Linked DNA regions of Homo sapiens: regions 1 and 2 are each linked to region 3. The links are chromatin loops, found by intact Hi-C in ENCODE. Cell type or tissue: HepG2. All regions are shown on one strand.

What was found. Peaks named below come from ENCODE experiments on the same cell type or tissue, not always from the same donor. Only the 100,000 strongest peaks of a DNase experiment are listed, where the experiment ranks them.
Region 1: it touches region 3 in a loop (14-fold over the local background); 6 of 110 quality-filtered maps call a loop at or near these places.
Region 2: it touches region 3 in a loop (7-fold over the local background); 6 of 110 quality-filtered maps call a loop at or near these places.

The regions. Positions count from the first base shown.
Region 1 is chrX:86,170,065-86,172,564 of GRCh38, reverse strand. All of the region lies in intron 1 of DACH2 (dachshund family transcription factor 2), which reads right to left. Among named protein-coding and RNA genes, the nearest start is that of DACH2, 23 kb to the right of the region's middle. In HepG2, a CTCF peak has its summit at 985; a DNase peak (open chromatin) is centred at 1,004.
Region 2 is chrX:86,066,220-86,068,719 of GRCh38, reverse strand. It overlaps the pseudogene NDUFA5P7. Among named protein-coding and RNA genes, the nearest start is that of CHM, 20 kb to the right of the region's middle. In HepG2, a CTCF peak has its summit at 1,525 (motif pointing right); a DNase peak (open chromatin) is centred at 1,559.
Region 3 is chrX:85,610,918-85,613,417 of GRCh38, reverse strand. No RefSeq gene overlaps it. Among named protein-coding and RNA genes, the nearest start is that of MIR1321, 220 kb to the left of the region's middle. In HepG2, a CTCF peak has its summit at 1,297 (motif pointing left); no DNase peak of the experiment used is centred here.

The DNA.
Region 1 (2,500 bases), 560 kb before region 3:
ACTGTGAGGCCTCAGGTAATTCATTTTACTTGCCTACATTTCCATTTTCTCACTTACATTTCAGATGGGGTGACCTGCCTCATAGGATTGTTGTGAGAATAACCTCAGATAGTGTGTGAATACACCTTGCAGCCTGAGAACTGCTGCAGACCATGAGATACTATTACTTCCTAGAAGCATTATCGGCTTCATTATCACAATGGATGATGCTGATTTAACATTGAGTAAAAAAAAGTCTAAATGAGATTAAGTGATCTCCAAACATGCCTTGTTGTAATCAGCCATTTATTTATAAAAATTTAGAAATTTCACCACAAAATTATAAAAACAGACACTTCTAAGGATCAGATTTAATGAGCCAGTATATGTGAAAGCACTATATAAACTATAAACCTTGATAGTAATTTAAACTTTCAGATATAGTTTTAGACAAAAGGGTTGTAGTAAATACTTAAACTTTACTTAATTACAAAAGTAACAAAAATGGCATGCTGGTGTTCTTGAATTCAAATTGTAATGTTCATTAAATAACCTCGAATGCAGTTGTTCAAATTACTCCCTGAAATGCGAACTTAGTTAGTACTGAATACAATAAGAACTTCACACGTGTACCCAAAGGCAAATTTTAATCCTTTTAAAAAAACCTCATTCTCAAGGCAAAGCAAGGTAGCCGAATAGAAAGCTATGCAAGTTAACAACTATCTACACAGAAAAAAAACCTTCATAAGAACCAAACATCAAGTGAGCACTCATAGTATCTAATTTTAACTTCATATCACTGAAAGAGACACCGAAGAGATAGAAAAAAGTCCTGAATTGCTAATGCTACCCTTCCCCAATCCCCCAGCAGCAACAGCAGCATGTGGGTCAGAGAGCATCTCTGGGTGCTGGGAGAGGGAGAACACAGCAATTGTGAGGCACTGAACTCAGTGCTGTCATGTTAGAGCAGACAAATCCCAGACCAAACTCGTCTTACAGCTGCCCATAGAGGGCGCATTTAAACCAGCCCTAGTAAGAGGGGAATCCCCAATCCCAGCTGTCCAAACTTGAGCCATCAGCAAACCTCACCACTGAGGGCCAAAGTGCTCTCAGTCTCTAAGTAACCTTGAAAGGCAATCTAGGCCATAAAGACTGCAACACTTAGGCAAGTCCTACTGCTGAACTAGGCCCAGAGACATGGACTGGGGGTGGTTGCGGGGGAAGGCATGGGCATGACACACTGAGAGACCAACTGGGACAGCCAAAGGAGTGCTGGCATCACCCCTCCCATAACCCCAGGCTGCATGGCTCCTGGTTCTGAGAGACACCCCTTTCCTTCCACTTGAGGAGAGGAGAGGGAAGAGTGGAAAGGACTTTGTCTTGCATTTAGAATACCAGCTCAGCTACAGCAGGATAGGGAACCATTCACCATGTGAAAAGAAAATAAATCTTGGGGCCCCAAAATCATTAAACTAAAAGGAAAAGTCAAGCTGGGAGCTGCATAGGGCCAACCAGCCTCCCATTCTATTCAAAGTCATCTCTCTGCTCACTTAGATAGATGCATATCTGATTGCCTCCTTTGAACAGGCTGATCAGAAATTCAAAAGAATGCAACCCTTTGTCTCTTACCTAGCTATGATCTGGAAGTCCCCTCCCTACTTCAAGTTGTCCTGCCTTTCTGGACTGAACCAATGTACCTCTTAAATATATTGATTGAGGTCTCACGTCTCCCTAAAATGTAGAAAACCAAGCTCTGCCCTTATCACCTTGGGCACATGTCATCAGGACCTCCTGAAGCTGTGTCACAGGCGCATGCTTAGCCTTGGCAAAATAAACTTTCTAAATTGACTGAGACCTGTCTCAGATATTTTGGGTTAACAACGACAAGCTGACTAAAGAGTCCTTGGGACTTAAGAGAACATCAACAGTAGTCTGGCAGTCCTCCTTGTGGCCTAGGGTGGCAGCAGCTATGGAGTGAGCCTCCTTTGCATTGGCAAAGGGGCAAAAAGAATGGGAAAGACTAAGTCTTGTGATTTGAGGGCCAGCTCAGCCACAATACAATAGAACACCAGGTAGACTTCTAAGGGTTTTGACTGTAGTACCTGAATCCCTGACAGCACCTCTGGGCCCACACTAGGCCAAGAGGACCTTGCCGTCCTGAAGGGAAGAACACAAGTCATGCTGGCTTTGTCACCCGTTGAATGTAGAACCCTAGGGCCTTAAGCGAACAGAGACAGTAGCCAGGGAGTTGTTACAGCCGAAATTGGGTAAGAACCAGTGCTGTGATGACTTCAGATCTGACCCAGTGCAGTCATAGCGGTAGTGGCAACAGGGGTGCTTGTGTCACTCCACCCCCAGCTTTAGGTGGCTCAGAACAGACAGAGAGAGAGAGATGCTTTTTGTTTGGGAAAAAGTAAGAGAAAAGAACAAGAGTCTGTGCCTGGTAATCCAGAAAATTCTCCCAGATCTTGTCGAAGACCATCAAGGCAGTACCTCTACGAGTCTGCAAGAACCACAGCAG
Region 2 (2,500 bases), 460 kb before region 3:
AGCAGATATTTAAGAATGTTAGCACAGGTCGCTGGGCACGGTGGCTCAGGCCTGTAATCCCAGCACTTTGGGAGGCTGAGGCGGGTGGATCATGAGGTCAGGAGATTGAGACCATCCTGGCTGACACAGTGAAACCCTGTCTCTACTAAAAATACAAAAAAAATTAGCTGAGTGTGGTGGGGGGCGCCTGTAGTCCCAGCTACTTGGGAGGCTGAGGCAGGAGAATGGTGTGAACCCAGGAGGTGGAGCTTGCAGTGAGCAGAGATCATGCCACTGCACTCCAACCTGGGTGACAGAGCAAGACTCCGTCTCAAAAAAAAAAAAAATGTTAGCACTGGTCTTTGAATAAATTTTGCTTCTAAGAGAAGTTACTATTTATTCCTAGACGGGGAGGAAAGTCTTTGAAGAGGAACTTCTACTTTACTTTTTTTTTTTACACATTTAAGTCTTTAATCCATCTTGAGTTAATTTTTGTATACAGTGTAAGGAAGGGGTCCAGTTTCAGTTTTCTGCATATAGCTAGCCGGTTCTCCCAGCACCATTTATTACACAAGGAATCCTTTCCCCATTGCTTGTTTTATCATGTTTGTCGAAGGTCAGATGGTTGTAGGTGTGCAGTCTTATTTCTGGGTTCTGTATTCTGTTCCATTGGTCTATGTGTCTGTTCTTGTACCAGGACCATTGCTATTTTGGTTACTGTGGCCATATAGTATATAGTTTGAAGTTAGGTAGCATAATGCCTCCAGCTTTGTTCTTTTGCTTAGGACTGTCTTGGCTATTCAGGCTTGTTTTTCTTGTTCAATACGAATTTTAAAATAGTTTTTTTTTTTTCCTGGTTATGTGAAGAATGTCAATGGTAGTTTAAAGGGAATAGCATTGAATCTATAAGTTGCTTTGGGCAGTATGGCCATTTTCATGATATTGATTCTTTGCATCCATGAGCATGGAATGTTTTTTCTATTTGTTTGTGTCATCTCTGATTTGATTGAACAGCGGTTTATAGTTCTCCTTGAAGAGGTCCTCCTTCACTTCCCTTGTTAGCTGTATTCCTAGGCACTTTATTCTTTTTGTGGCAATTGTGAAAGGGAGATCATTCTGATTTGGCTCTAGCTTGCCTGTTGTTGGTGTATAGGAATGCTAGCAATTTCTGCACAATGATTTTGTATCCTGAGACTGCTGAAGTTGCTTATCAGCTTAAAAAGCTTTTGGGCCGAGATGATGGGGTTTTGTGGATATAGGATCATGTCATCTGCAAACAAAGATAGTCTGACGTCTTCTCTTCCTATTTGAGTACCTTTATTTCTTTCTCTTGCCTGATTTCCCTGGCCAGAACTTCCAATACTATGTTGAATAGGACAGACTTTCTTAACCTGGGACTATTGATAACTAGGTCTGGATGATTTTTTGATGTTGGGGGGTGGAGGAGACATGGGCTGACTTGTGCATTGAGGTTTAATAGCATCCATGGCCTCTGCCCACTAGATGCCAGTAGCTCTCCGCCCTCCCCCACCCCAGCCCCCACCATTTGTGAGAATGAAAAATGCTTCTAGACAGTGCCAAATGTCCACTGGGGGGCAAAATCACCTCTTTTTAAGAACCACTTCCGTGGACAATATTTTTCCAACTGAAGGTCACACCGGTTACTGGGGTATCGGGTACTGCAATAAGTTCAGTGGGTAACAGCATTTTTAAATGAAATTGAATTCAATAGAAAGTATCAGAGCACTTAGATTGTAATTAGAGTAAGCGCGTTTCTTGAAATGTAGACATAATACATCATGTGTGTATTGTGTTGCTATTTAAAATCCATTTCTTACTGTGTAATGCTGCCAAAAAAAAATGTCTGAAAGCAACTGTTCCTAGAGCCCAGCTGAGAGCATTCAACCAGAATGGCTGCTTTAAGGTCATAAACTTTCTCGTAGCTAATCTAACAGTCCGTGATTGCCAGTATTAACCTTCCTCTAAGGTGGACCAGGCACCACTGTTTCCTCCGTTAATAGGCTCATGCCTTCCTCTCTTGATGCCTTTTCTCCTACAGCTCTCCCTGAACTCTCATACCTTTCAATATTACCTATCTTTCAGGGTGTCCCAAAGTCCTTTATAACGTATTATCTGCCATTCCAGTGCAAAATGGTCTCTCCCTTCTCTGAACACCTTTTGTGCTTTTTGTCTATACTGTAGAAGCTGTCTTTAAAAATGTGATTAGAAACCATACTTGAGAATTTACTTTTAAAAATTAGTAAAAGAATTATTGGCTGTATGTGAGAGTTCACAAGAGAGGTTAAGAATATTGTACACAAAGATTTTTGATGTTCCTGAGAAAATGCCTAAAAATGCCACATATAGAAGACCAATATTTGATGACTTCAGGGTGGCCAAATAAAAGAGGTGATTTTTTCAGTCTGAAGATGAACTAAGCCTGGTGAGAAAAATTATGCAAAGGTAACTATGGGCACTGTTAATGGAAGAGCCTCCTGACAATTACTGGAAATAGACAAAA
Region 3 (2,500 bases):
AATATCCAGAATCTATAAGGAACTTAAACAATTCGACAATCAAAAAACCCCAATAACCCCATTAAAAATGGGCAAAATACATGAATAGACACTTCTCTGAAGAACACACACAAGTGGCCAAAAACCACATGAAAACAATGCTTTAACATTGCTAATCATCAGAGAAATGCAAATCAAAGCCACAATGAAATACCATCTCACACCTGTCAGTATGGCTTCTATTAAATAGTAAAAGAAAAAGACAAAAAAAGATGTTGGTGGGGTTGCAAAGATAATGGAATGCTTATGCACTGTTGGTTGGAATGTGAATTAGTTCAGCCACTGTGGAAAGCAGTTTAGAAATTTCTCAAAGAACTTATAGCAGAACTACCTTTGACCCAACAATCCTGTTACTATATATATGCCCAAAGGAAAATAAATCATTCTACCAAAAAGACACATAAACTTGTATGTTCATTTCAGCACTATTCACAATAGCAAATACATGGAATTAACCTAGGGGCCCATCAACACTGGATTGAGTAAAGAAAATGTGGTACATATACACCATGGAATACTATGCAGCCATAAAAAGAACAAAACCATGTCCTTTGCAGCAACATGGATGCACCTGAAGGCCATTATCCTGAGCTAATTAACAGTGGAAAAGAAATCTAAATACCACATGTTCCCATTTATAAGTGGGAGCTAAATGTTAGTTACTCATGGACATAACGATGGCAACAGTACACACTAGGAACTAATAGAGGGGGAAATAAAGAAGGGGGCAAGGGTAAAAAAATTAACTGTTGGGTCTGTGCTCACTCTCTGGGTGATGGAATCATTCGTATCCCAAACCTCAGCATTACACAATATACCAATGTCGCAAACCTGCACATGTATCCTCTGAATCTAAAATACAACTGGAATTATTTTTAGAAATACTTCAAAGAAAAAAAGTTGGATGTCATTATGAACTCTGTGCATGTCTACTCACATATAATAACTTTAGAGCCTTCCTCTGAAAATTTAAATCATCTTACTGTTAATTTAACCACACACTATTGACTTCTTAGAAGTGTTTACAACAAAGTTTACAGGGTGTATTTTGTATCACTATTTCTTTTAAAATGCCATATAGCCATTGCCTACTAAATCTCACAGTGGTGACCTATGTTAATTTGTCACATCAGTGCCTGTTGTTTTTATACAAGTTTTAGTTGCATGGTTCTGTCTTAAAACTAGACTTATGAAATGAAACATTGCATTTTTAAATCTAATTTTCAATTCCCTTTGAATTCAGACCTTCCTTATACTGCCATCTTCTGGAAATATCTGGTCTTGAACAACTTCTCAATTTATTTAGTCATGTCTTGCTAGTCTGTTAGTGATGAGTTTCTAGGTGTAAGTTTTGCCCTCCCCAGTGTCTTTTCTTATAGACTGCACTCTGAGTAATCACCTGTCAAAAAGCATGCAGATTTTTTATAGTGCCTCATGACTTCATCTTTGGGCAGTGGGATCAACAGAGACATTTTGAAAGAAAATGGCCAATATTTACCTTTTTTTTTTCTATAGTCATTTCGAGACTGGTTATAACCAGGTTATAACCTAGTTATAAGGCTGAGTGAAGTAGACATAATTTTATGTACTGTCAAACGTAATTCAGCTAAAATCTGATAACTAATTTTCTTAGAGGATCATAGAGGAAAAACTCAATGAAAATGGGAAAATAAATATTCATTTCATCAGGCTTGGTTTTAGATGATAGCCCCTAGCAGTGTGGCAAAGTAGAAGAATATCAAGTCCGGGAGTCCAGAGACTGGGCTTTTAAGTCTTATGTTAACTGTGTAGCCCTGTACAAGCCAATTCTCTCTGGGCCTCAGCTTCCACATATGTAAAATAAGAGAATAGAACTAGGTGATCTATAAGTTCACTACAGACTCTCACATTCTGTAGTCTTCTGAAAGGTAAAGATGACATTGTGATTAATCCTATCCAGTGAAAGTAGGCTGTTTTATCAAAATGGTATTGCTGAGCCTTACTGAGATGGGCAAAATTACACATAAAGGTTTGCCCATGACTGCTACTGAAAGACAATATATTGATAATAATGAGTCTGTGTATGAAACTTGACTGTGGTTATGTTTTATGTCAAATACAAGTTTTCTGATTCTCTTTCAGTGTTTCTACCCTTTTGTTGCATTCTAGTATTAGAAGCTCCAGTCATGCTATGTGAACACAGGTCAGCTTTACACATTAGTAGCCAACTAGGAAGCAGGATTTGGGGGTAACAGATCCAAGAGACCTGTGGTTTGAAACCTTGTTAAATCCTGATAAAACATGCTTGCTAACATATACATGAAGTCTTTTTCAGTAAATAAAACCTTAATTTTAGATCATTTATAATTTCTCTAGTACAGCAGGTTTTTAAAGGACATTGGACCATGAGATACAAGAGCCAGCAGGAAGAACAGGGAGGTCCAAGGTACTCAGCCATTGAGGAAAAAAATGACCACAATCA